Regions from separate parts of the Homo sapiens genome. Here region 2 is linked to region 1. Evidence: chromatin loops called from intact Hi-C (ENCODE). Cell type or tissue: psoas muscle. All regions are shown on one strand. Each heading gives the region's core, and the rest is flanking DNA. Links, peaks and the distances in the headings are about the cores only.

What was found. A loop is a pair of places that touch in the nucleus more often than their neighbours do. Peaks named below come from ENCODE experiments on the same cell type or tissue, not always from the same donor. Only the 100,000 strongest peaks of a DNase experiment are listed, where the experiment ranks them.
Region 2: a loop joins it to region 1, with 2.2 times the contacts of the local background. A loop is called at or near these places in 15 of 110 quality-filtered maps.

The regions. Positions count from the first base shown.
Region 1 is chr1:201,245,080-201,259,869 of GRCh38, reverse strand. No RefSeq gene overlaps it. Among named protein-coding and RNA genes, the nearest start is that of PKP1, 31 kb to the left of the region's middle. In psoas muscle, for the core only: a CTCF peak has its summit at 5,145 (motif pointing left); a DNase peak (open chromatin) is centred at 5,139.
Region 2 is chr1:201,303,190-201,317,979 of GRCh38, reverse strand. PKP1 (plakophilin 1) reads right to left here. Exons shown (of 14, transcript NM_001005337.3): 3 at 4,420-4,814; 4 at 1,283-1,427; 5 at 201-408. Among named protein-coding and RNA genes, the nearest start is that of PKP1, 27 kb to the right of the region's middle. RefSeq lists an enhancer at 14,686-14,790. In psoas muscle, for the core only: no CTCF peak of the experiment used is centred there; a DNase peak (open chromatin) is centred at 8,309; H3K27ac peaks cover 1,569 bases.

The DNA.
Region 1 (14,790 bases), core at 4,111-6,610:
TGGAGCTCGTGCCTGGCCTCCTGGTGGGGAAAGGGCAGCCCTTCCTGGCTCCGGAGCAGGAGGTTCCCGGAAGAGGGCGGCTCTCTGGGCGAGGCCAGGCCTGGGGGAGGGGCGGATCCGCCACCGCAGCCCCCAAACAACCAGGCCACACCCCTCTTACCTATAACAGGTGAGAGCTCCCCCACCCAGGCCTCCCTGGCCAAACTCGCCTTCTGCCCTCCCTAACCTTGTAACTGCCATGACGAGGCATGACTGGCCCCTGCCATCTTCCCCTGCTGAGCTGTCCTGGTAACGTTCCCAAGCCCAGCCTCCCCCAGCTCCAGGAGGGAGGCTCACGCTGTCGACCTCTAGGGGGAAAGCCACCAGAGAAGGAGCAGAGTGGCCCAAGGCAGTCCCCAGCTCTTGGGGCTGCTCAGGATTCGGCAGTGCCCGTGATACTGCCAGGTTGAGCCAATATGAACCAACTCACTGATTTTTTTTTTAATCATTAAAAAAATAAAACCCTCCTCCAATTGTCAGGAAGGAGTTTGAAAACGGTAAGGTCAGCAGAACTGGGGGCCTTTCCTCTTCCCAGTGTCAGGGAGCAGCAAGTCTAGAAACAGGAGAGGGTTGGCCTGGAGCCTCTAGGGCCATCTTTGTGCTGTGCAGTGCCATGCCACCTCCACTGCCCCCCACTGCAGCCCTGCCTCCCTCCAGCTCTGCCCTGACACCTCGCCCAGTGCCCACTGCTCCCAGGCCAACACACACGTTTTTCCAGCTTTTGGGCTACGAGTGGGCTGCACCGGCTGAAGCCAACATCAGAGATGAATGGGACAGCAGAGCGGTCGTGCGCACTCAGCACCAGGTGGAGGCGCCCAAAGTCCACTGCGCTGTGGACGGTAGAACTGCTCCTCAGCCAATATACGAGTGGCCCTCAGAACAGGGAAGTGGCCGAGGAGGGTGGGCTTCTGCCTTAGGATGTGTCTCCTCCACAGCCCAGCCATTAGCTACGAGGGTGCTCTAGAGACCTCAAGAGCGGGGAACAGGCCCCTGGGGCTGTGAATCACTCATGGGTTGAGAAGAGGAGGGGAACAGAGGGACAGGGCTGAGCTTCCTGGGTAAAGGGGGATGTCCACACAGGGACGGGAGCTCCACAGAGAACCATTGGGGGTGAGAGTGCAGGCTAGCAGGGCTTGGCCTTAGCTGTAGGGTTCCGGGCTTTGCAGGGCACCCTACTCCCCAAAAGTGGAGGTTGGAGACAGCAGGCAGCAGCCTGAGGGGGTGAGACAATCACTCCATCACTCCATCTCACTCCATCACTCCATCTCACTCCATCTCACTCCATCACTCCATCACTCCATCTCACTCCATCACTTCATCACTCCATCTCACTTCATCACTCCATCTCACTCCATCACTTCATCACTCCATCTCACTTCATCACTCCATCTCACTCCATCACTCCATCTCACTCCATCACTCCATCACTCCATTTCACTCCATCACTCCATCTCACTCCATTACTCCATCACTCCATTTCACTCCATCACTCCATTACTCCATCTCACTCCATCACTCCATCTCACTCCATCACTCCATCTCACTCCATCACTCCATCACTCCATCTCACTCCATCACTCCATCATTCCATGTCACTCCATCACTCCATCTCACTCCATCACTCCATCACTCCATGTCATTCCATCACTCCATCTCACTCCATCACTCCATCACTCCATGTCACTCCATCTCACTCCATCACTCCATCACTCCATGTCACTCCATCACTCCATCTCACTCCATCACTCCGTCTCACTCCATCAGTTCATCTCACTCCATCACTCCATCTCACTCCATCACTCCATCTCACTCCATCTCACTCCATCACTCCATCTCACTCCATCACTCCATGACACTCCATCACTCCATCTCACTCCATCACTCCATCACTCCATCTCACTCCATCACTCCATCTCATTCCATCACTCCATTATTTCATCTCACTCCATCGCTCCATCTCTCTCCATCACTCCATCACTCACTCTCACTCCATCACTCCATCTCACTCCATTACTCCAACTCCATCTCTCCAACGCACTCCATCACTCCATCACCCCATCTCACTGCATCACTCCATCTCACTTCATCACTCCATCACTCCATCTCACTCCATCACTCCATCAATCCAGCACTCCATCTCACTCCATCATTCCATCTGACTCCATCACTCCATCACTCCATCAATCCAGCACTCCATCTCACTCCATCATTCCATCTGACTCCATCACTCCATCACTCCACCTCACTTCATCACTCCATCTCACTCCATCACTCCATCTCACTCCATCACTCCATCTCACTCCATCACTCCATCACTCCACCTCACTCCATCACTCCACCTCATTCCATCACTCCACCTCACTCCATCACTCCATCTCACTCCATCACTCCATCTCACTCCATCACTCCATCACTCCACCTCACTCCATCACTCCATCTCACTCCATCACTCCATCAATCCATCACTGTATCTCACTCCATCACTCCATCTCACTCCATCACTCCATCTCACTCCGTCACTCCATCTCACTTCATCACTCCATCACTCCATCTCACTCCATCACTCCATCTCACTCCATCACTCCATCACTCCACCTCACTCCATCACTCCATCACTCTGTCTCACTCCATCACTCCATCATTTCATCAATCCATCACTCTATCTCACTCCATCACTCCATCTCACTCCATCACTCCATCTCACTTCATCACTCCATCACTCCATCTCACTCCATCACTCCATCACTCCATCTCACTTCATCACTCCATCACTCCATCTCACTCCATCACTCCATCAATCCATCACTCTATCTCACTCCATCACTCCATTTCACTCCATCACTCCATCTCACTCAATCACTTCATCACTCCATCACTCCATCTCACTCCATCCCTCCATCACTCCATCACTCCATCTCACTCCATCACTCCGTCAATCCATCATTCCATTTCACTCCATCACTCCATCTCATTCCATCACTCCATCACTCCATCTCACTCCATCATTCCATCTCACTCCGTCACTCCATCACTCCATCTCACTCCATCACTCCATCACTCTGTCTCACTCCATCACTCCATCACTCCATCTCACTCCATCACTCCATCTCACTCCATCATTCCATCTCACTCTGTCACTCCATCACTCCATCTCACTCCGTCACTCCATCACTCCATCTCACTCCATCACTCCATCACTCTGTCTCACTCCATCACTCCATCACTCCATCTCACTCCATCACTCCATCACTCCATCTCACTCCGTCACTCCATCACTCCATCTCACTCCGTCACTCCATCACTCCATCACTCCATCTCACTCCATCACTGCATCACTCCATCACTCCATCTCACTCCATCCCTCCATCACTCCATCACTCCATCTCACTCCATCACTCCATCACTCCACCTCACTCCATCACTCCATCTCACTCCATCACTCCATCAGTCCATCACTCTATCTCACTCCATCACTCCATCTCACTCCATCACTCCATCTGACTCCATCACTCCATCTCACTCCATCACTCCATCTCACTCCATCACTCCATCTCACTTCATCACTCCCTCACTCTATCTCACTCCATCACTCCATCTCGCTCCATCACTCCATCTCACTCCATCACTCCATCTCACTCTCTCACTCCATCACTCCATCTCACTCCGTCACTCCATCACTCCATCTCACTGCATCACTCCATCACTCCATCTCAGTCCATCACTCCATCTCAGTCCATCACTCCATCGCTCCATCTCACTCCAGCACTCCATCACTCCATCACTCTATCTCACTCCATCATTCCATCTCACTCCATCTCACTCCATCACTCCACACTCCATCTTACTCCATTACTCCATCACTCTATCTGACTCCATCACTCCATCACTCCATCTCACTCCATCACTCCATCTCACTCCATCACTCCTCGATCACTCCAACTCACTCTAACACTCCATCATTCCATCTCACTCCATCACTCTTTGATCACTCCATCTCACTCCATCACTTAGGGCTCGGAGGAGCCCTCCCCAGTAACTGGATTCCAGCCCCTTCCAGCCTGGCGGCTTCTTCAGCATCAGCGGCAGCCAACTGCTGAGGAGAGAGCCTGTCCCTTCCCTCGGGGCCTCTCACTGAGCCTGTGCCCCATATCCCAGGCGCCTCACCCAGGACACATGTCCTAGGAGTGCGACAGTGCTGTCAGCAGCCAAGGCCGCGCCCCTGAGGCCGCTCTCCTCTCTCCTGGCTACCCCCACGGGCTCCCCTGCCAAGGGCTGCAGGGTGGAGGGAAAGGGTCCGACGCCATCTTCCAAGGAGCATGTCTTGCCAGAGAGCCCAGTGCCGGCTCCTGGCCTCAGTGTCCTCTGTTCCAGCTCCTGTACCTTGATGGGACACTCTGCGGTCCTGTCCAGGTCATCTAAGACAGGTCCTGAGGGAGCTGCCATGCTCTCCTTGACTCTCAGAGAGAACCCCAGCTGTGGACCCAGGGAAGAAGAGGTGAAGTCTGATGTGTGGGCCCGGCCTCTGTTCCACCTGCTCTGTCCCCAGGGTCCCGCAGGGGCGGAGGAGGAGGGAGTCTAGAATCCCGCCATCATCCGTGAGGGAAGGAAGCGGAAAGAGGGGCTGCTGCTCGGTGGCGGGTGTGGGGAGTGGGGTGAGGAGGCCAAACGGGCCGGGTGCACAGGAGAGAGAGGGTGGCGCCAGGCTGGGGCACCGAGGGCCAGTTAGCCCCTCCCTCACACACACCCCGGGGCTTCCCAGGGCCCGCCCCACCGACCTCCACTATGCAGACCCTCTGTGATACCCAGAGCCTGAGTCCTGACCTCCAGAAGACCCAGAAGACCCCGGGCTGAGGACCATGGAGGACACTGAGGAGGGGAAGAAGGAGGCACCCCTCACCCGGGGCCAGGTGCAGGCCTCCTGGGGACAGCATGCCGTCTTTCCCAGAGAGACATGGCCTGCCGGCGCCCACCACTCCAGCTCCAGCCCACTTTCCACCCCACTCACCTGTTCCCTGCCCCAGGTTGTCCCCAGAGGTCTCAAAGGGCCCACTGTCCTCTCCCAGGCTCCGGCCCCGCCGCAAAGCCTGTGGTGCCACCTGGTGGTCATGTCTGGGATGGCAGGCTGACCCCAGGGACTTGGGAAGGGGTCCAGGCCTCTCCTGCTCCCTCCAGCTCTGTTCACCCACTCAACCCCTGCTTTGCTCTCCCTGGGGCTTCTGGCCATTATGTTGCTGGCCCTCACTGATTCAGCCACAGTGTTCACAGCTGCTCCTTGGGTGTGCTGGAGAGCCACGCCATGCTAACCTCCACCAGGGGTGTGAGAAGAGATCTGGAAATAACAGCAGCACCATGATGCGGAGTGACCTTGAACCCGCACAGTGCTCTGGGGGAGGGTCTACTATTATCTCCATTTTACTGATGAGGAGCTGGCCTCCAGATGTTAAGTCACTTACCCAAGGCTACGCAACTAGTAAACATGACACTGCATTGAACCACGCATCCAGGAACCCCAGAGCTTCCCCCAGCAGAGGCTGGTGGAGTCCACAGCCTCAATCCCAGGACAAGTGCTAGCCTTGGATGGGGAGAGTGGAAAGAATGTAAATTAGGAGTTTGGTTTTTAAGCCCAGCTCTGGCACTAACTCACCGTGGGACTCAGGGCAAGGCCCTTTCTCTGTCCGGGCCTTCTCTACCCTGGGGGAATCAGACCAGGCAATCCCATGCATTCCCGAGCTGGAACTGGGCCCTGGGCTCAGAGGTCCAGGCTGCTGCCTGCAGGGCTGGGCTGGGCTGGGCTTGGCTGGGCTTGGCTGAGCGGCTGCAGCTCCCACAGGAAAGTATTAAATGAAACCCTGAGTTCTGACTGTGGTGTCTGAAATGGGCCCTCACAGACTGCAGGTCAAGGCTCCAACTCCTTTGTGCCCCACCTCTCCTCCTTCCAGGAAGCACCTCTGACAATTCCTTAAAGCCCCTGGCTTCGCCTTGGAAGGCAGCCTTCAAAGCCCTCCTCTCACTCCCCATGCACCATGGACTCCAGTCCCCGCGGGCTTCTTTCTGGCTGTCAGAGGTGCTCTCCCGGGCCTCCCACTGCATGGTCCTCTCCGCGCTGGAATGCTGTCCCCTCACCGCTTAGCCTGGAAGCCTCTGCCCCGCCAGGCCTCAGTCCAGGCCTGCTCAGGTCCCCGTGTTATATGGCCCCACAGCACCCAGCACTTTCTATGGACTAGGTACTAGTTTGACTGGTACAGTCAGCCCTCTGGGAAGCCTCACAGGGAGCATGTTGCTGTACCCTGGGTCCGGTGCTGCACATGGCATGCAGCAGATGCTCCAAATGCCTAAGCACTTCAGTGTGCAGCCTGCTGTAACTGTCCATCGCCACCTGCTCATGGCATCTGGCCCCACACTTACTTTCACACATTTTGTATCCCTGCACCTCCTGTCCACCTAAAGACAGAAGCTCTGCCTCTCCTGCCTCCCATAGAGGAGGGGAGAGGCTGCTGCTTGGGGTCCTTCTCCAGCCCTGGCTTTAGCCCGCTGTTATCCACATCACAGGCATCCTGGGAAGGTGCCTGACACACTGCCCCCGGCCCCAGCCCAGGCCGTGCTCTCCTCCCCTGGGCAGCAGAGCGCAAACCTGGGGAGTGGACACACGTAGAATGCCAGGAGGAGGGAGGAGGCCCAGCCCCACTGTGGCCAGAGGGTGTCAGAAGCACAGGACAAGCAGGAAGGAAGCCTGGGAGTCACCTAGGCCAGCCTTCTCATGCACAGAGAAGTGAACAGAGGCACAGATGAGGCAGGGACTTGCCAGCCTCTCAAAGCTGAGGTCGGAGGCCAGGTGTCCTGGCCCAGGGTTCTTGCACTGTCTGTGGTCCTGGGTGCTACAGGAAGAGTCCCCATGGAGGCAGGAGAGTCCCTGACCCACCTCCCAACATAGTTGGGTCCTTTGAGACACAGTGCTGTTGATTAGGGGGTAGGGTAGGACTGAAGGACTGGATTCCTCCAGGCAAGAGACAGGAGCAGAGCCCTCCTCCCCCTTGGGTTCTGTTCTCCAGGACCAACGTCTTGCTCCCTGGGGAATTTAAATTCCTAGCAACCTGGCATTGAAGCCTGTTATTACTGCTATTAGAAATAGCCTAATACTAATGGCCTATTAGTAGCCTGACAGCAATTGAATACCTGCTAGGTGCTAAGCTCTTCCCACACATGTTTCCTCATTTAACCCCAACAACTCCAAGATACAGGTATTATTACCTCATTCGACAGATGAGGACAATGTGGTGTGGGTGATGAAGTGGCCATGAGAAATTGGCTGCCTGCCGCTGTTCCCCTCCCTCAGCCCCTTCAGACTTCTCTCCCTGCCTGGCTTCCTCACCATCCCTGCCCTATCTCTACATCCCAGCAGCACCCCCAATCCGGGTCAGTCACCACACAGGGCAGTGGAGAGGTCTCCAGGATGGTGGCCCTGCTGCCCGGTTCTGCACTCTGCTCCCAGTGGCCCTGCGGGGCAAGCTGTGTCTGCTGCTCCTGGGCCAGCTTCTTGGCCTACAGCTTCTGTAGCAGGGGCCTGGGAGCTGGAGGGCATGGGGCTCCATGAGCTGGGCCCACGAGCAGCCACTTCCTCCCAAGGTCTGCCGCTGTGGGCAGAGTCTCCAGTGCCCCAAGGAGGCAGCACCATCACCCCACGCCTTGGCTTATGTGCATCCTTCTCTGCCCAGAACGTCTCACTCAGTTCTGCAGATCCTCCCACCTTGGCACTCTATGGGTGTCCCTCCCACCAGCCTTGCTGCTTGGCCCCGGGCTGCTTCTGAACCCTCTGTCCACCTTGGAGCCCCCCATCAGCTCACCCCTATTCTCAGTTGGCACCTATCCCAGGGCGACCTCAACCCCTCCCACGTGCTCCTAACTAAAGGGATGGTGATGTCTCCCAAATGCACATCTCCAACCCCAATCCCCCAACCCGACTTCCCACCAGTCAACATGCTGTGTTTAAAATGAGCTCATCTCTACCTTCCCCATCTCTCAGGGCGTTGCACCACTGCCCCTCTCAGCTGACAGCCAATCGACAAAAAGCCATGAACTTTACCTCCTTCTCTCCCAGAGCACCCACTTCTCAATGGCTCCTCTATCTTGAACTTCCTCCTTGCCTTTATGATGCTCTAATTTCTGATTTGTCCTTTGGGACACTGCTCAGGTGCCACCTCCACCATGAAGCCTTCCTTGATTCCTCTAGGCTGAGTTGGGTATCCCACTGAAGCACCCCCATGGCACCCTGTGCTTATCTAAGCTAGGACTTACCTGCTAATAATGCAACTGCCTGGCCACTGGCCAGTGTCTCCTAAACTGGGGGCACCTCTAGGCCATATTGTGTTCTCTTAGCACCCAGATGATACCTGGCACATAGTAAGCACTCCATAACTAGTGGATGAGGGAATGGATACATTAATGAGAATAATGCTTGGGAAACCCTGAGGCTTCGGGGCTCAGAAAACATCCACAACGGAAGAAGTGAGACAGCAGGGTCTCCTGTGCCCCATCAATACTCCTCCCTACAAAACCCAGGGGCCTGCTGACATTCGCCAGCATCAGCAGGACAACGAAGGAGACCCAGCGGGAGCCAGTTATACATCACCCAGTATTAGGAGTGCTCGAAGCACGTTCATCCTCACAACCTTGCAAAGCAGGCAGGACAGCATCTCATCTCATTTAAGGAAAGCCGAAGGCTCAGGGTGGCTAAGTGAAGTACCCAAGGCCTCCCCACAGGGCAGGGCTACCCTTCTGACTCCCCATGCAGTCCGACTGACCACCCCTGTTCTCACCAGATGTTCTCCAGCTGCTACACCCCAGAGCCTCCACTTGTCAGCTCTGCCATACTCTCTTTCACCTCTCTCAGCTCCTGCTGGCTCCCGTCCAGCCGTAGCTGCAGAGCCTGGGAGAGCAGCTCACCTGGCCCAGCGCCCTCTCCACCTCCAAGGTGCTCTGGGCTACATCCCCCAGCCTCTGCTCCAGCCGGCTCCTGTGCCTCCTATACTCCTCTCTCCAGGGCTTGGAGCATCTCCTGGGTCTCCCAGAGGCTGGTGGCCAGGGTCTAGACAAGGCACACCAGACGAGAGCCTGATGCCTGGCCCCAGTCCAGTCCTTGGCTGAGCAGCCTCGGGCCCCTGCTCCTAGGCAGGCCTGCCTCTCCTGCAGCATGGCCAGCTGGCCCTGCACCTCCACCCTCCCCCAGAGTGCCTAGGCCAATCTCTCTAGGGGGGGCTTTGGCCAGTGCCTGCTTGAGTACCTCTGTTTCTCGGAGCTTCGGCCCCAGCTGGGCCTGCACCATCCGAAGCTCATCCAGTTCCTGCTCCAGGACTCCCAGGCCAGGGCCCTGTAACCCAACAAAGCAGGGGGTCACTCTCCTACTTGAGAAGCATCCTGCCCCATTGCTGCATTCCTAATCATGTATAGTCACAGCAGACTCACCTCACATTCTCCTGCCAGCCCCGATGGGAGGCATTTTATATACCTTTATTTCTCACAACTCTGAAAGGAGTGCTGTTTTGTGCTCATTTTGCTGATAAGGAAGCTGAGGTTCAGAGAGGTTAAAGGAACTTGCTCCATATCACATAGCTGGTCAGTTTATTGAGTTGAGACAGTAGTCTAACTCCAAAGCCCATAACTGAATTACAATCACTGTGGTTTGAATGTTTGTCCCATCCAAGACTTATGTGAAACTTAATCCCCAATGCGGCAGTATGGAGAAGTGAGGCCTGTAAGAGGTGGCTGGGTCATGAGGACTCTGCCCTCATGAAAGGGTTAATCCATTCATAGGTTGGTGGGCGAATGGGTTATCACAGGAGCAGGACTGGTGGCTTTATAAGAAGAGGAGGAGAGACCTGAGCTGGCATGCTCAGTCCCCTTGCCATGGGATGCCCTGGGTCCAGGACTCTGCAGAGTCCCCACCAGCAAGAAGGCCCTCACCAGATGCAGCCCCTCGACCGTGGGCTTCTCAGCCTCTATAATTGTAAGAAATAAGTTTTCTTTCTTATAAATTACCCAGTTTCAGGCATTCTATTATAAGCAACAGAGAACAGACTAAAACACTACCCTATTCATTATTTATCAAATATTTGAGTATCGGTTTTGTGCCAGGTATTATTTTAGGAGTGGAAATAGAGCAGTGAACATAAAAGAAAAAACAAGTCTGTAAAAAAGCAAGTGGCAGGTAAGGAATCTTACATTCTCACAGGAGTGATACAGATACAAGGCAAATTAATAAAATCAATGTGTCATATAGTGATATTATACTTTGGAGAAAGATAAAGCAAGGAAAATGGACAGAGATTGATGACAGGGAGGGAGGTTGCCATCTTAGATAAGGTGGTCAGAAAAGGCCTCATGGAGAAGGTGCTTTGTAACACAGGCCTGAAGGAGGCATGGGAGTGAGCTGTGCAGGTATCTGGAGGAGGAATGTTCCAGGGAGAGGGACAATAAAGAGACCAGTGGGGCTGGAACAAAGGTGGCCAAGACCACTAGCTGCGCTCAGAGAGGTACAGGCACGCCAGGAACAGCCTCCCTAAGACAATGCGACTGGATACAGTACCCAAGCGTAATGAAAGATGTCAATTCTTTGAAATCCGTAGAAGTTTACCCAGCCGTGGGTGGTTTGGCACCAGGTTTCTCATTCACTCCACATCCACCAAGTCACTTCATCGACCCAACCATGGCAAGTGGCAGGTAAGGGAGGGATGGCCCAATCTTATACGAGGAGAAAATGGAGGCCCAGAGTGCTTCCTTGGCCTAAGAAAACAGTGACTTCCCCACAAGGAGGATCTGTTCTTTGTGTCTTTAGGATTTGGAGGGTGGGGGCAAGAGAGGACAGAGATGACGGTGATCCTCTTTCTTGTTTGCACAGGGGCAGAGGGATATGCTAGTCTGGAGCCAGAAACTACATCCTCCCCAGTCAGTGCTCCCCACAACACCAAGCTCCAGGAACCTAAGGCGCAGGCCTGCACCCGGCCTAGGTGAGCCCAACCTGCGAAGTCCCCGAAGGAGGTGCAAGGGTCGTCAGAACAATAATGCAATATTATCTTTTATATGTCAGTGCAGGTGTAACAACTTTTATCCTGTGCAGAGTCTAAAATTAGGAACAGAAAACACATAACTCGAATACATCTGCAATCAAATCTAATAAATTTAGGTTTGGAATCTAAATTAATACACTCAAGAGCACTCTTTCAACTACTATATATTATATATGTAATTCAGTTAAGGGGAGTCAGGAGAGGTGAAGAGAGAAAGAAGAGGGAGGGAGAGAAGTGTTTTTTGCAATCGTTTATTACTTTTACTTATTTTATTGATAAATGTATCATCCATATGAGAATTTATTAACAAATATTTTTTGGCTTAAAGAATGATAATAAACTCCATGTTACACTACCCATATTAAGAAATTAAGAAATAGACCATTACCAGTTCCCTAAAGGCCTCCCCTTAGTTCCTCCCCTATCTTATCCTCTTCCCCTCAGGAACAACCACTATCCTGACAGCTACCTTAATTACCCATTTGCTTTTCTTTATAGCTGTACCACCTATGTATGCATCCATCCTGCATGCATAGTTTTACTATGTTTAGTTTTACTTAGTTTGACCTTTATATAATGGGCTTGTACTGTTTGTAGTTTACGTTATTTGTTTCTCTCAATCAAGTTGTTTTTGCAATACATTCACGTTGATGAATAAAGCAGTTGTTCATTCTTTTTCAAAGCTTTATTATATTTTATGTTTTTATCTGTCCTACCACGGAGGGTATTGGGTTATTTCCAGTTTGTGCTATTGAATAGCCACAGTGCTGTTATGAACATTCTTTTACACAGGACACATGTGCAAAAGTTTATCATCTAGCTTATATACTAGACATATAAATTGGAATTGCTGGGTCAAAAGACATAATTCCTGGCTGGGCGCAGTGGCTCACGCTTGTAATTCCAGCACTTTGGGAGCCCAAGGCTGGCGGATTATGAGGTCAGGAGTTCGAGACCAGCCTGGCCAACACAGTGAAACCCCATCTCTACTAAAAATACAGAAATCAGCTTGGCATGGTGGTGGGTGTCTGTAATCCCAGCTACTCAGGAGGCTGAGGCAGGAGAATCGCTAGAACCTGGGAGGTGGAGGTTGCAGTGAGCCCAGATTGGGCCACTGCACTCCAGCCTGGGCGACAGAGCTAGACTCCATTAAAAAAAAAAAAAAAAAAAAAAAAAGAGAGACATAATTCCCATGGTCAACCTGATCAGGTAACAGCAGACTTTCTCCAGTTTACACTCCTATCAGTACTCCTATCAGTGGGTGAGAGTTCTCATTTTTTCAGTTTCACCAAAACTTGTAAACAGACTATTAAGTTTTGTCAATCGAATAGAGATGAAATATACAATTGTGGCTCAAATATGCACTTCTAGAGTTACAAATGATGCTAAGTATCTTTTCACAAGTTTATGGGCCAATACTGGTATTATCTCTTGTTTGAAATGTCTTTATTTTTTGCCAATTTTTTTCTTGAGATTTTTTTTTCTCACTGATTTGAAGGGTTTCTCATGAATATTAATTATGTACAATAATTTGACAGATATTCCTGTGGCAAATATTTCTTCTACCCTGTGGCATATCCTTTGACATTCCTTATTGTCTTTTGATGAAAACACATGTCTAATTTTAATATAGTCAAATTTATAATCTTTTCCTTTATGGCTTTGCTTTCGGAATCTTGTTCAAGAAATCCTTCTCTACCTAAGAGGAACAGAGATATTTTCCTACAGCGTCTTCTAAGATTTATAGTTTTGCCACCTACGTATAAACGTCTAATACATCTGGAATTCATTTTTGTATATGGTATAAGGTAGGGATTCAATTTCACTTGGATAACCAATCGTCCCAGAACAACGTATTAAACAGTTTATCTTTAAACTATTGACCTGTAATAACCACTGTGTCATGGATTAAGTTTCCAAATAGGCGTGGGTCTATTGTTTTCTACTATTCTATGTGTCTATTGATACACCAATATCACACTGCTTTAATTACTATAGAGATAATAAGTCTTCAATTCTAATAGGGCACATTTTCTCCCTCCTTTTCCTTCTTCAGCAATGTCTTCACTATTTTTGATTCTTGGCTCATTCACATCAATTTTATAATCACTTTGTCAATTTGCATGAAAAACCCCATTGGGATTTTTATTGAAATACATTGAATCTACAGACTCGATTAACATCTTTGAAATATTATCTTCCTATCCTGGAACATAGCATGTTCATTTATTTATGCCATTTAAAATTTGTTTCAATAAAGTTTCATAATTTCTTCATGTAGTTTTTGCACACTTTTTCTTAGATCTATTTCTGGGTGTTTCATATGTTTGTTGCTATCCAAAACGATATTTGTTGCTATCCAAAACGATATTTGTTTAAAGTAACATTTTCTAATTGACGATAGCTGTTCATGGAAATACAAATAATTTTTTAATGTCGATTATTTTATTCAGAACTTTTGTTAAATTGTTTCATTAATTTTCATAATTTATAGATTATTTGGCAGTTTTATGTTGGCAATTCTATCATCTGCAGTAACGCCAGCTTTGCTTCTCTCTTTCCAATTCTTACATGTTCATTGCACTGACTAGTAGCCCCAGTACAATGATAATTTCTATAAATGATGGCAGTAACAATTTGTCTTGCTTCTGATTTTAAAGAGAATGCTTTCAACATTCCAATATTAATTATGATGTTTCCTGCAGGTCTTTCTAGATGCTCTTTCCAGGGTTATGGATATTTTCCTTCTTTTTCTAGTTAACTAACAGTTTTTTAAAATCACAAATATAAGAGCAAACATGTATTACCAGAAAAGATTGTTCTAAATGCTTTACATATGTAAATTATTTTAATCCTCACAACTTCATAGGTAATACCTATGAAGAAGTTATTATTAATTTTATCTGTATAGATAAGAAACAAAACTGAAGCTCAGAGAGATTAAATAGCTTGCTGAAGGTTATAAAGTTTCTTCACAGTATAATCAGCATTCGAAACCAGGGAGTTTGGCTCCAGAGTCCCTCTTATAACATGCTACTACCTCTCACTGAATGCTGAATTTTATTGAGTCCTTTATCTACATCTACTGAGGTGATTGTATGGTTTTTTTCCTTTATCAATGTGGTGAATTATATTAATCATTTTTCTAATATTAACCCCATTTTGCAACTCTGGTATAAATCTATCTTGGTCATGATGTTAAACATATTTCCTTCTTGCTGAATTCAATTCACTGACATTTGTTAAGAATTTTGTTAAAGATTTTGCATCTATATTACTAAATCAGATTAGCCTGTAAATTTTCTCCTTTGTGCTCTCCTTGTGATTCTAGTGTCAATATTAGGCTAATTTCATTTCATAAATGAAGGAGTATATTAGTCAGCTTAGGCTGCCACAACAAAATATTATAGATTGGGTGGCTTCAACAGCAGAAATTTGTTTATCTTGGTTCTTGGCCAGGAAGTCCAACATAAAGGTGCCGGCTGATTCCACTCCCAGTGAAGGCTCTCTTCCTGGCTTGCAGATGGCACCCTTCCTGCTGTGCACTCACATGGCTTTTCCTTGGTGTGTGCACATGGAGAGGGAGAGAAAGCTCTCTAGTGTCTCTTCTTATAAGGACATTCATCCCACCATGAGGGGCCCACCCTCATGACTTCATCTAACCCTAATTACCTTCCAAAGGCCTCATCTC
Region 2 (14,790 bases), core at 7,207-9,706, 55 kb before region 1:
CCACCCAAGGTCACCCTCTGGACACCCCTAATTGGGCCAAGGCCAGTGTCACTAAACTCTCAGGATATTAGCCCTGGGCCAAATCTGCACAGCTGTGTCTTGGCCCAGCCTGGAGAGACAGGCTTGCACCCCAGCCTGGGGCCATAGCCAGTGGCCTTGCACAGCCCTCAGGCTGGCTCTCGGTGGCCGTGTTGTCCTACCAGTCAGCTGCTTCTGGATCTCGGCGTTCCCGGTTCTCCTCAGGAGGCTGACTGCCTCGCGGATCCCATTCTGCCTCCGGGTCTCCAGCTTGTTGGTGGTGCTCCTGAACACCAGGTTGCGCAGGGCCCCTGCCGCGGCCTGCTGGACGTTCTGGTTGGGGCTGCGGAGGAGGTCCACCAGCTTGCAGATGCCTCCCAGCTGATAGACCTGCCAGGAAAGAGTTGCCACGCTGCCTGGTCAAGGGAGATGAGGCTGATCTAGTTATTCTCTACTCAAAGGTGATTTTTTTTTTCAGACCAAAAAATCTATCAGTTCAGAAATATTCAAGTCAACCAAAATAAATAAGCAGTGTGAGGTCATGATAACTGACCCAGACCCGGAGGCAAAAGACCTGGATTCAGATCCTAGCTCCCATATCCTAGCTCCCATATCCTAGCTGGGAGAACCTCAGCTAGGGTCCCTCCTCTTTCCTGAGTCCTGCTTTCTTCCTCTGGAGAATGATGGTGAGGACCTGATAAGAGAGTGGATGTAAATACATTTCAAAACCCTAAAGCAGAACACAGACATAGAAATGCATACAAACTTATCCGGGACTCTGGGAAACTCATTTTTGACACTACATCCTTGGGCTGAACTGAAGAACCCTGTAGTGTCCTTCCTGCCAGCAAAGCTTTGGAGGCATCAACAGGCCTGTTTTCTACCGTAAGATGCCTGGAGAGAGAAGGGGAGTGGGAGAGAGGAAGCAGGTAGGAGGGCAGGAGTTGAGAGGTGAGGAGCAGTCATGTTCTTTAGTGGGATTTGAGAAAAGGGGTTTCTGTTGAACCCGTGGCTGGCATTGAAGTCTCTTCCATGACCAATGGAGGAATTGTACCTGCCTAATGTCCACTTAAACAGAGGGCTTTGCTCTGCAGAAAGTTAAGATGCCCAGCTCTAACCTTGGGCAATGCGAAGGCTCCTGGCAGCTGGGCAAGGCAAGAGAAGCCAACTGCAGATGCCCTCACCCATCTCTAAAAGCGGAGTCAGGCTGACACACCCAGGCCCTCCGCAGGCCCACCAAGGAGGAAGGTATGCAACCAGCTACCTGTTGCTTGGCAGATTCATCCTGGAAGCAGGTATGCTGGATGTAATAGGCCCCAATGGCCTGGTACTTCTCATCCTGGGAGCTCAGGTACTGCACAGCCTTGGGGATGGTCAGCCCACTGCACTCGATGTCCTCACTGCAGATCCTGTGAAGAATAGGCAGTGGGGGTGGTTACGGGGTGGGCTGGGAGCCCTGCTGAGGGGGCTCAGAATTCCTCCCAGCACACTAAGCTGCCACAGCCTCATCTGCCCTCTGGAGAGCCAGAACAAGGCAGCCCAGGCCCACTTGGAGAATACCCCTGGGAACAGCTCCTCTCCTCCAGAGGAGGGAAGGCTACACCCACTGGATTTGCCCCATGTGAGAATAGTGAGCCCCTGGTCACAGTTAATGTCCTAGCAGGTATGTTATCTCTCCACTGAGGAAAAACTCCTCCCTATTCCCTGAGGGGAAGCTTCCCACCTACCTTGCCATCTCTCTTGTTTGTGTCTGGTATTAGGAAAATGGAAGACAATGGCCATGATCCTATCCATCCATCCATCCATCCATCCGTCCGTCCATCCGTCCGTCCGTCCGTCCATCCGTCCATCCATCTGTCCATCCATCCGTCCGTCTGTCCGTCCATCTGTCCATCCATGCATCCATCCATCCATTTATCCATCCATCTATCCATCCCCAAGTCCAGCTGGCTCTTACACAAAAATGTTCACATCTAGCCTTTCTTCCCATTCTTATAGCCACCAATTTCCTGATCTTGATCACTTTAAAGGCAGCAAGGGACTTCCATATTTGGCTTTCTTCCTCAAGTTCCCCCATCTAAAATTTCATACCCTTTTTACTAGATAAGTGGTTCTAAAACCCAGTTCACTGTGTTGTTCTCTAGCTCAGAAACCATCAGCGGCTTCTCCATACTTCAGGTTCAAGTTTAAACAGCTTAGCCTGATGTCCAAGGGCAGGTATTAGGTTGAATCATAGGAAATGTCTGTAGTCAACCTTTTTTCAGCCATAAAACCAGAAATTTCATATGTTTTAACCTAATAACCCGGCTCCACTATGAACATTCCCCAGCCCCTATCCAGGGTCTGCTCCAGCAAGACTGTCCCCTTCACTGTACCCTGGCCAGGTCTCAGGCATGCCTCAAGGCACACCACTGGCCCTGCTGATGCCCCACATCTGTGAAGCCTTCCTAGGGAAGGGAAACCTCTCTTCTAAGAACCTCTCCAGCTCCCCTGGTGTAGAGTCACAGGGTGGTGACTGGCTGTGTCCAGCATTCAAAGAGGGAGCCCTATCCTTATGCTTTGACATACTTGGTGGTCAATAAATACCCATGGTTTTAGCTATAGCAGCCCAACTTCATTTCTAGGAAAACCACCCGAGGTGCAGAGTTCTCTGGCACTGGGTAAGTAGTACTGCTGCCTGCATTGAGAGAATGTCACCCTGCATTCATCAGTAAAATGTCACCCCAAAATGGCTTGACACTCATCCCTTCCATATCTCACCTAGAACCTCCACTCAGGGCCTCTGGTTGGGACAATGAGCTGAAGCCAGAGGCTGCCCTGATCAGCCTCCAAGACAGAGAGGTTTCTTAGTTCTTCTCCAGATCATCCTAAATACGCCTTACGGCCATCAGGTAGTTCGGAAACGTCTAGCTCTATAACGGGGTTCTGCTTATTTTCAGAACAGTGTGGTACCAGTAGGGAAGAGCACAGGATGGAGAGCCAGCTGTGTGGCCTTGGACAAACTACTTAACATCTCTGTGCCTTGTTTTCTCCTCAGGAATACTCATGCCTGCCTGGTGGCGGGTGTGAGGATTAAAGATGAAGAATGCAAAGCTCCTGAGGCTCTCAGAAAAGGAGTTAATTGTGTAGCTCCAGAACAGCTCTGGGTTGTCCCTATCATGGCTGTGTCTCCCGCACTTGTCAAAGAGCCTGGCATGTAGTAGATGGTCGGCAAACATTTGCCAAATAAATAAATAACAAGAGCAGTAGGTGGTGATGAAGGACAGTTCAAAGGTTCAGGGAGCCCCCAGCCCTGAAGGGCAGGCTCAGTGTCACTCACGACACCTCTGCGTCTATGGCTCCTAACGGGGCACCCCATTTGGTCTCCTTTGTTTCCTCTGGGTGATGGCCTTCCACATGTATGCACAGGAGTTGTGCTCTGTTCTGTAGCAGTAGATCATGAAGCCCCATGAAGTCCCTCAGGGTTTTTGTTGTTGTTGTTGTTGTTTGTTTGTTTGTTTGAGACAGGGTCTCACTCTGTTGCCCAGGCTGGAGTGCAGTGACACTATCTCAGCTCACTGCAACCTCCCCCTCCCGGGCTTAAGTGATTCTCTTGCCTCAGCCTTCTGAGTAGCTGGGACTACAGGCACCCGCCACCATGCTTGGCTAATTTTTGTATTTTTCTGTAGAGACAAGGTTTCATCATGTTGTTCAGGCTGGTCTCAAACTCCTGAGCTCAAGCACCCTCTACCCGCTCCTGCCTCGGCCTCCCAAAGTGCTGGGATTACAGGCGTGAGCCACCACACCCAGGCCATGTCCCTCAGTTTTTATGTCTATTTGTCCTATTTGTCCTTTGGATTTACCTGTCTTATAACGTAACCTGAAACCCATTCTATTCCCGTCGTCCATACCGGGGCATATTCCTTTGCTCTTTCAGAACATGGATAGAGATTTACATGCCTAAGATCAGAGGTTCTCAAACTCTAGTGTAAATCAGAATCACTGAAGGGCTTGTTAATATATGCATTGCTGGGCCCCTCTCCCAGTGTTTCTGAGACAATAGGTCTGGGTGGGTCCCCAAATGAGCATTTCTAACAAATTCCTGGGTGATGCTGATGTTGCTGGTTGGAGGAACACACTTTGAGAACTATTAGCCTCTTTCTGTTCATAAACTGTGACCTTTAAAACCTACACAGTCAATGTCTGTTTCACCTTCACACTAAGAACTTCTTGAGTTCAAGGGCCCATGGGGCCAGGTTCTCCCCATTAGGGAGTCCATTACACCAGGGGCAATGAACTCCCCAGGGACAGAAGCTATGTCTCTCCTGTCATCCCAGGAGCCCTTTGCAGGGTGCAGTCAGGCTAAGGGTGTGTCTCCCCACTGGCCCTCCTGGCTCCCCAACCCAGCCCAGCAGCACTCACTTGGAGCTGGCCCTAGAGTGGCCAAAGGACAGGTCCTTGTTGCAGGAGATGGGCGGGATATACACAGGGTCCTGCTTGGAGGCACAAGAGGGCGGGCGCACAGGGCACTTCTTTATGGCCTTCTGACCACTGCAGGTGCTGTAAAAGCTGTAGCGGTTCTGGGTGGTCTTCTGGCCCTTGCTGCCCAGCGTGCCCTTGCGCAGGGTGCCCCGTGGGTCACAGTAGAGGTCGGGCTCACTGCGGCTCGCCTTGATTTTCTGCATGAAGCAGATGTCGCTGCCTGCGCCGGTGGTGTTACAGCTGCCCCGGGGGTAGTGCCGGCTCCAGTTCTCCATCTGGCTGTAGGAGCTGAAGCGCCTGTTGTCAGGCTCCCGCTTGAGGGTTCCATTGTAGATCTGGCCAGGGAAAGGGAGAAAAGCTCAGTCAAGGTTCCTAAATGGGGGTCCTGGATCCAGCAGGGCATGAGATACAGCCCTCCCCAGCCCCCATAATAACGCTTACAGAATCCCAGAATGTTTGGCGTGGAAGGAACCTGAGCCATCATCTGATATATTACTTTTCTAACTGCAGGCTGTGACCCATTGTGGATTATAAAATCAATTTAGAAGACTATGGCCATCATTTTTAAAAAGATGGAATAGAATAATATATCCTGGAATATAAAATATCAGAGTGCAGTGCAGGTAGTAAAGTCACACATTGTTTTGTGAAACAGTGTATGGGTACTGGGTTGCAACATACGTGACATACCTAAAGGAGCTACCAGGTGTCATAAGAGGGAGGATGAACCCAGGAAGCCAAGACAGCCCAGGAAAGGTGTATGCACCAGTATCAGAGCCCCATGCTAGTCTCACCCCACAGACACAGAACGGGTCTAAATATGTCTCAGAAAAGTGGAGGAGGATGGTCTGCCCAGATGGGGCACTTCGAGTGAAGCCAGGCTTTATGACGAATGGTGCAGTGTTTCTTTACGTGGGTGCTGTCGGCACCTGAGGCAGAACAATCCTTCGCATTTATTACTGTGAATTGCTGTCAAAAAAGTTTGACAACCTCTGATCTGGTCCCACATGGTACAGTCCAGGAGGGGGAGTTGGAGGCCCAGAGAAGAGTGACCTTCTAGTAGTCACTCGGTGAGGAAAGGACAAAACCTGGACTTGAGTCTGGGTCTCCAAGCCCTATGCCATTCCCAGACACCAGCAGCTTCTCACACAGCCAGCCTTCTTGGGCCCCTTATACTCAGCACACAGAAACTTCTATTCTGGCCAGGACTGTTTTCTACTGTTCTTTTCTGCTAAACTCTTCATCTTGCCTCCCCTCTTCCAGGGCAAGAAGCAAAGGGTAACAGGTCACCTCAAAGGCCAAAGAGGGACAATATTCCTGCTCCCTGGGCCCTTTTACAAGGGACTGTGAGCTAGGGGCCTGCGTGCACACATGGAGGCAGGCCTGGGGCTGCAAGGTGGGGTACAGGGAGGGCCTCCTGGGCTTTGTTGTCAGGCTGGCAATGGGGAGAAGCTGGGCAGAGGCTCAATCCGGCACAAAAACATACAACAGACAATGAGGTGCCTCATGAGCTCTGTGTGAGCCCAAGTGGGGAGTCGGCCTCCTTGGGAGGGGCCTGTGAGGTTGGAGACTTGGTGCGAATCAGTTCTGGAACAGAACTGTCCGAGGAGGACTTTCCCAGGAGCTCACAAGCTGGTGGGTCTGGCCTGCTCCAACTTGTTCTCATAGTAGAGGATCAACATCGAGTATGATAAAAAAACATCTCCACACAGGTGCTGACTTGGGACTCACCTTTGCTGGGATGGGCCAGGGCCAAACCCAGCAACCTAGGGCCTGCCCGCCCACCCCTGCCCCTCCCTGAGAGAGAGAGAGTATGTGTGTGTAGGGGAGGTCGTTAGGCAACTGGGTAATTCCCTTCTGCACCAGATCTAGCCACACAAGCTGGGGAGGGGCTGGCACTCGACTTGGTCCTTTTTCATCTCTGCAGGGAGTCACAGACAGCAGGAAACTCCCATGGTTTGAGCTCCCAGAAAGACTGGGTGTCAAACCACCAGTCAGAAGTTGCATCCAAAACTCAGAAGCCACAGACTGTTAACCTTGGCAATAGCCTGCTCATCCCCTTCACCCACACGCCCAGCTGTGCACTCAGGCAGGCATAATTTTCTTCCCCAAACTGGGTCAACCAACCTACTCCAAAGAGAATTGGTGTCTGGTTGTTGGGAGAGGCATAGATGGACAATCACAAGGCATGGGGAGAGCAGCTGGGCAATTTTCTGAGCATCTGGGTATGGAATGCGTGTCCTGCAGATTACAGGCAAAATATGCCATGAAAGCCTTTACAAATGGCCACACCCTCCATTCTCCTCTCAGGGGAAGGAAGGTGGCAGATGACAACATGGAGGGGGAAGCCCAGCATTGCCAAAGGGCAAAGAGCCAGCTAAGCCTTAAATGGAAATGCAACAAGGAGCACCCTTGTTCTCCATAAACGACACGCCTGGACGTCATCTCAGACACCTAATGAGAAGCCCAAACACTCATCCTGGCCCAAAACCAGCAAACATGTGATCATGCTGATTGAGCCTCTCAGAGGCTTTGGGCTTTGCTTTCCTGTGCTGGGAAAAGGAGCAGCTGGCAGCCTTGCCAAGTCTCAGCAAGGGTGGGCTGCCCACAGGGAATGGGCATTGGCTGCACCTGCAGGGGAGCGGGCAAGGTGGGGAAGGCAGAGACATCCCCGTGGGACTGCATTTCCCAGCCTACCACCATCAGCCACACCCTAGTGGCGTCACCCATTCCTGGGAACCCCACCCCAGCTCCTAGTGTCATGGTGCTGGTGGGCTGTGCTGCCTGAGGACAGCTGGGTATGACTCTCTCCCATCATCATGGCCCTTTGCTGTCACTTTGACAAGCAGGAGTAAAGCCTCCTCTCAGACCCCGTCCTCCCCAAGTACCATGAGGGGGCCTGGATTCCCTCCAAGGCACAAGGAGGTGAACTGCCACCAGCTCTCCCTGCACAAATTGGCCTGGGACCTGGATGAAGCCTGCAGCCTTGAAGGCTGAAACGGCAGCAACTGCCTGGGAATCCAGGTGCTTCCTCCAGCTCACTGGGCTGAGATCTACAAACTGGAGGAAGACCCAAGGTCAAGAACACAGACTCTGGAGCCAGCCTGCCTGGCCTTGTCGTTGCCCAATGGGTGGCCTTGGGCAATTACTTAAGCCCAACGTGCCTCAGTTTTTCCATCTGTAAAACTAGTATAATTGTAGCCAACATAGAGGATTGTTGGGAGAATCCAGTGAACTAATGTTAGTAAAGCACTCAGGACAGTCCACGATATGAGTGTTTGCTCGGTAGGGACATCATATCCCTCTGACTCTTAGATTGGGCACAGGCTGGCTGCCTTAGGACTTGGCTCCTAAAGGAGAGATTTTATGTCACCTGTGACATACCTAAATGGGATACCAGGTGTCATAAGAGAGAGGATGAACCCAGGAAGCCAAGACAGCCCAGGAAAGTGTATGCACCAGTATCAGAGCCCCGTGCTAGTCTCACCCCACAGACATAGAATGGGTCTAAATATGTCTCAGAAAAGTGGAGGAGCATGGTCTGCCCAGATGGGGCACTTCGAGTGAAGCCAGGCTTTATGATGAATGGTGCAGTGTTTCTTTACTTGGGTGCTGTCGGCACCTGAGGCAGGACAATTCTTTGTATAGGCTGTCCCAAGCATGGCAGGATGTTTAGTGCCCCAGCCTCCAGGTTCTAAATGCTAGTAATGCCTCACAGTCATTGCAAAATGTCCCCACACGTTTCCAAACACTGTCTTCCAGGTCCCGAGAGAGCAGCTGCAGCCAGAAGAGGATGCACGGGCAGTGCACGTGCGCCCGCTGCAGGTGGGAGAGCTTCACCGCCAATGCCGGCTCTCCCAGCCACACCCCCACACTCAGATAGCAATCTGCTGGCAGCGTCTGGCTGTTTGAATACAAAGGACAGTGACACACACACAACCTCTTGTCTGGTTATCCCATGGATCAGAACATTCCAGAGGCTGGAAACTCAATTTCCTGAGAGCAGAGTTGGTCACTCTGCCAGACAGCAGGCTAGACTGGACAGCCAGACAGAAATCCAGAGCATTCTGAGAGACATGTTTCTTCACTTGGGAGACCAGTGGGGCTTTTGAGGGGTCCCACAGCCCGAGGTGAGCCAGGAAAAGCTGCTTTTAGCTAGGAGCCCCCCAGCCAGTCCCCGCTTTGCCGCCTGCTTGTGTAATTCCCCTTCTCCCCTTCCTTCTTGGAGAAGTGGGGTGTTTTAACCCCACACTGAAAGCTCCCCTCTATTCCTGTCCCTCATTAAGTCAGGAAGCTCTCAGAGGCCAACCCCTCCTTTATAGGCAAGGAGACAGTCTCAGTGAAGCAATACAAGCCCCAGATCCAGGGCCTCAAAGAACTGAATATGACCAGTTGCCCCTTGAGAGAGCCATTCAGTGTGGAGTGGCCCCCAAAGCTGGAAAAGCTCCAGCTTGCCCAAATCATCGGATAGGGCAGTAACTAACCATTCAAAAAGAGATGGCATCCTCCTGTCCTTCCATTAGAGAGTCCTTACTGACTCCCCTCTTTTACACCCCTACTGCCCAGGCTCTGACTCCGGGTCCCATCAGCTTACCACCAGGCCACTCCAGTGCCCCCCACTGGCCCCTGCCCAGCCCCCAGGGCTCTGGTCCCTGCCTTGCGATGCCATCACTCCACCTTCCTTAGGGAAAGCTTTCATCAGCTCTTGCCGTGCTGGAGAACCTACAGTGTCTGCTCCTTACAAGACAAACTCCCCAGCCCAGCCCCACCCTGCCTGTCCAGCCATCTCTTCCCCTCCCCAGCACACCCCTCTAAGCTGCCCCATGACCTCAGCCACATCCCAGGCTCCCTGCTTCTGTTCAGATGCTCCTCCACCCTGGACAGCTTTTCCTCACCTGCAGCCTCCCAAATCCTACATTTATCTAAGGCCTCTTCTCCACCTGTCATCTCCAAAAGGCCTGTTCTAACCCAGCCCTGTCTCCATAATGACCAGAGTTGGAATTATTTGCCCTTAAAGCCAGGGGCCTCTGGTCTTGTTTGTTTTCTAGTTGCTAATGTAGGTTTCTGTCATTTCCCTGAGCTCTCCAGGGCAAAGATGCCTAAAACAGGGCTGAGCTCACAGCAAGAGCTCAGTGAAAGGTGGACTGTGACTGTGAGAATTTGTGCTAGGGGTGGAGATTCAGGATGCTGACAGCACTGCAGTTCCCATGGCCTCCAGGGCACAGAAGAGAGAGAAGGCACCATGAGTAAAGTGGGCTGGCGGTAGGTAGGGCCGTTCTAGGCAGGGTGAGGCAGCCTGTGCCGGTGCACGGCATGGGGTCCAGCTGTGATGTCCAGAATGCTTCCCTTTACCGCTTGACCTGAGCAAAGCAGCTGGGTGGTTGAGCCCAGAGAATTCTATCCAACTCTAGCTGGACAGACAGAAGCTGCTGGACTCCTTGGGAGCTGGGTATGATGAAAAGAGTGTCTGTGTCCCCAGCTATTAGCCCATTTTGAAACCAAGCTTCTGCCAGCAGGGTGGGGCCGGCCAAACCGGTTCTCCAGCGAGACACACCCTGGTCTGCTTGCCAAGTCACACACCCAGCAGTGTCCAACAGGGCCATCTTCAGCAGCGTGATCTCCCAAGGCCCTTTTCATGAAAGGGAGTGCACGCACAGTTTCATGGAGTCCTCGTGCCTCTCAGGCCTGGTGAGGGCTTGCTGGAGAAAGAACCTTGATTAGAAGTCTTTCAAAGACAGGTTCCATTTGCGACTTGCCTAGTACCTGCCACTCCCCACTCAGTGCCCAGATGAGGGGCTCTCATGTAGTAGGCATGTAGTGACCCTTGTTCATCTTGCTGGGATTTCAGTCAGGACTGGGATATTGGGCAGAGCTGACCCATCACAAGGGGCACCTCGCAAGTGGCTTAGCGGCTCTGCTCTACCCTCTCTAGGGGTTTGGAGAGCACAGGTGCTCCCCGAGCAAGGCTGCCGAGAATGGGGCACACAGGGCTCCAGGCGGTCGAGAATCTTCCCAAAGGGGTAGGGGTGCCTGCTTATTCAGCAGTCTGAGTCAGCATGGGAACCACTGAGGCCTGAGTCACAACAGATGGGACTTCAGCAGGGGAAGTGTCGATCCCTGCCTCCTGACCTCTCTGGGCACGGCTCCTTCTCTGAGAAGCAGGGGGTTCCACCCTGGGCTGGCCCTCCTTTCTTTTCCTGGAACACTGCTTTGGGCAGAGCAGCCCCATTGCTCAGAAGCCTTGACGCCTGGACACAGAGCAATCCCATTTGGCCTTGGAGGAAGTGTGGTGGGTGTGCCTCACTGTGGGTCCTCAAAGGCAGAGGGAGCTGCACCCACAATGCCATCACCAGCACCCCGAGACCAGCAGTGCCCACCCAGGTGAGAACTCCAGAAGGTACTTGCTAAGTGCTACTGAACTGAAGTCGCTAAGTGTCCACTGAGAGAAGGCACAGCAGAAGCCATAAACACCTTGATGCCCAGTGCAGGTACATGTTGCCACCTGAATTTTTTAAATGTTAAAAAAATGTAGTCCAGGTGCGGTGGCTCATGCCTGTAATCCCAGCACTTTGGGAGGCCGAGGCGGGCGGATCACGAGGTCAGGAGATCGAGACCACGATGAAACCCCATCTCTACTAAAAATACAAAAAAAACAAAAAGTAGCCAGGCACGGTGGTGGGCGCCTATAGTCCCAGCTACTCGGGAGGCTGAGGCAGGAGAATGGCATGAACCCAGAAGGTGGAGCTTGCAGTGAGCTGAGATTGCGCCACTGCACTCCAGCCTGGGTGAGAGAGCGAGACTCCGTCTCAAAAAAAAAAAAAGTAAAAGTTTTGGTGCCCATCCTCAGAGTAGAGACTTCCCCAGAGATCTGGTTAATAATGGTCAGTATCCCTTATAAGCTTTGAAAAGCAGAAACTGTGAGCATACTTCAATCATGCCAGTATTAACAAATGTCTATGGATAACTGAGGACAACTTTTCTAAGTAGAAAATATCCTATAAAACTTTGTAGCTTGCGGGTCTTTTGGGAAGATGCTTCTTTCTCCAGTGAGGCCACAATTCTGGGATAAAGAAGGCATCTTAGCCTCTTGGGCTCCAGGCTCTAAGCCTGCCTGCAAAGGTCAGGTCCATGGCAGTTCCTAAGCCTGGTGTGGGGACAACACGCACTTGTGCAGCCCAGCGCCTAGCCGACACCTGGTGCTCCATCAACACGCAACTATGCCAGCTCCTGCATCAGCTCTGTCTCCACTTCCTGCTCCTTGCCTATTTACTGCACTGTGGAAAAAACAGGTTTTCCGAAATGTTTCTGTTTTACCTTTCCCCCTCTACACCTGAGAAATAGGTTTTTCTCAGCTCTGAACACTGCTAGGATGGGTTTGGAAACAAGAACCTAAGGTTTCATACACAGACCTGTCTGTTTCCTTTTGGAAGGGAAATCCCTGGCAGGCGTTTGCCACTTCAGACGCAGCTCTCACAGCCCGAGTGGTGGAGGACCACTGGCCCTCAGCCATCTCCCTTCCATGGCCCCAGAGAAGTGGAAGGCATGGTCATTCTGCCCTCCAGGAGCTCCATGTTCTGAGGTCATAGCTCCTGGCTTTCAAACCCAGAGGCTGGTTCAATTGTCCCAGTGATGGTTCATCATGAAGAGGGAAAGCTGAGGGGGCCGTTCTGATATGAAATAACTCCTGGAGTCCTGGATGACGAGCCAGCACCTCAGAAGAGCACCCTTGAGGGTCAGGAAGATCCCACTGGGCCAGATGCCCCCCACCCTATACTGGGAAGTTGGAGGGAGAGGCTGGCTGGCCCCAGAGCCACCCCATGCACTGGAACAGGAGGTGCTTCCCAGCCCTGGGAAGAGGAGGGCCAAAGGCTGGGAGGTGGCAGCATCCTGAAGGGCAGGTGCTTACCTGGCCCAGAAAAGAGGTCCCTGGAGACCCAACAGTGGAAAGAAACCACTCCTGCTGGTTACAGTTTTTGTTTGTTTGCTTGTTTAAGACAGATCTGTAGCCCAGGCTGGAGTGGAGTGCTGCCATCATGGCTCACTGCAGCCTTGACCTCCTGGGCTGAAACAATCCTTCCACCTCAGCCTCTCAAGCAGATGGGACCACAGGTGCACACCACCATGCCCAGCTGATTTTTAACTGTTTTATGAGACAGGGTCCCCCTATGTTGCCCAGGCTGGTCTCAAACTTCTGGCCTCAAGTTATCCTCTTGCCTCAGCCTCCCAGAGTGCTGGGATTACAGGTGTGAGCCACTGTGCCTGGCCTGTTAGTCAAGAATTTTACATGAAGGGAGAGACACTTGACTGGGACCTTCAGTGCTTGGGTAAGAGATCTCACCTTTGGAAGAGAAGCATGCGTGCATGCATGCTCACACACACGGACACACACTTCTATATGCACTCCCCACCTGCCCACGTGGGACACACATCCCATGCCCAAAGTGGACTCAGGTAGGGAAGGTCTTTGGAAGTTGCTTGAGCATATCCTGAACACCATCACTGGTGTGGCACTTCCCAGTGTGCAGAGGGCTTCCCCGTTCATCACCTTGTGATTATCTCCCAGCTGGCCAATGAGGTGGCAGGGCAGAGAGCAGCAGCTTTGTTCTGTTTGTGAGCATATTAAGCTCAGAGAACTTTAGGCTGGTCCAAGGCCACGCAGCTAAGATGGGGCAGACCCTAAGCCAGGACTCAGGTCTTTGGTGTCTCTTACAGTGATTTTCTTCCAGCCACTCTGCTACCAGAGTCTGGTGACACAAACAAAGCCTACAGGGCAAAGAGTCTCTATAGCTAGGGGGCCCTCTACAGAAACTCTAGCATCTCTGGCCAGTTGCTGGCCCCGACTCCTGGAAGACCCCATCCCCAGTGGTTCTAGACACAGGAGGTGCCAGCCCTTCTTCTTTGAGCCAACTGTGGGAGGTTCTTGAAGACATTTAAGAAGTGTGTAGTTGCTTAGCTATGTGTCACAATTCTAATGCCCAAAGACCTGGGCTGGAAGACCATCTGTCCCAAGGGATGCCAGGCCTGTGGGCAAGGAGACCTTGTGGTCATGATAACTGTTCTGTCCTGGCCAGGACCATGAGAATGAAGGTGCAGTGAGTGATGGGAATGTGACTGTTTGGTTCCTCTCCAGCCACCCTTAGTGGTACTCTAAACGCACCACTGAGCACACACAACTGGGGCTGAGAAAACAGGGACTAGTGTTAAAGCTGGTACCTGAAGCTGAGCCCTGGATCTTCTGGAATTAGTTCAGTCTTGCTGAGCTTCTGGCGTGGCCAGGAAGGAGGAGGAGGGAGGAATGGGTCCCTGGCTACCCGTGAGCACCCCAACTCAGATCCCAGCACTGTGGGGCCTCCTGAGAGCTGATTAGGACCCTAGGTAGATATGAAAGAAGCTTAGGGACTTCCTGGGGGCCCTCTCCAGGTTGGCCACAGAGGGCAATCCTCCCACAGGGCATAGCACCCAGCAGACCCTGGTGAGTCCAGAGAACTGTAGGTGCTCAGTCAGAAACATCCACCTTAAATGTGCCAGTTAAAAAAGTGTTCAGCCAGGCGTGGGGCAGGTCACCTCGGTGAGGGGAGAGGGCTCTACTTCATGGCTCTGCTCTTAGGACCTCAGCTCTCCTACCTTGCCTGCTTTGGGAAAATTATCCTGAGCCATTAGCATATGACCCGGAATCTCCCCCAAGTGCTGGCAACACACTACTGGTGGCTGTGGGGTGACTCCAGGGAAATCAAGGACACAGCAATATCTAACATTGAAACTCATAGAAAGGACTTCTTTTTCCCATTTTGATTACCACAGGGAGAAAGTCTAGCTGGGTGTTAATATATTTATTTAATATTTGCCAACCTCTCTTTTTAAGAAAAAACAAAATAAAACAAACAAACAAACAAAAAAATAAAACTTTTCTGCCAGGTAAAAGTACCTAGCTAGAATTAATGTTATGTTTTTATTCTATTTATTATAATTGATTACCAAGGTTGTGGTTAGCCTTCATTTGTGGCAAAAGATACCGGTTTTTGTCATTTGGGTGAGTGATATAAAGTTTCCTTTCAAAATAAATACATTGGAATAGCTGGGCATGGTGGCACATGCCTGTAGTTCCAGCTACTTGGAAGTCTGAGGTGGGAGGATTGCTTGAACCCAGGAGTTCAAGACCAGCCTGGGCAACATAGTGAGACCCCATCTCTAAAACTGGCACGTGCCTGTAGTTGCAGCTACTTGGAAGTCTGAGGCGGGAGGATTGCTTGAATCCAGGAGTTCAAGACCACCCTGGGCAATATAGTGAGACCCTGTCTCTAAAATAAATAC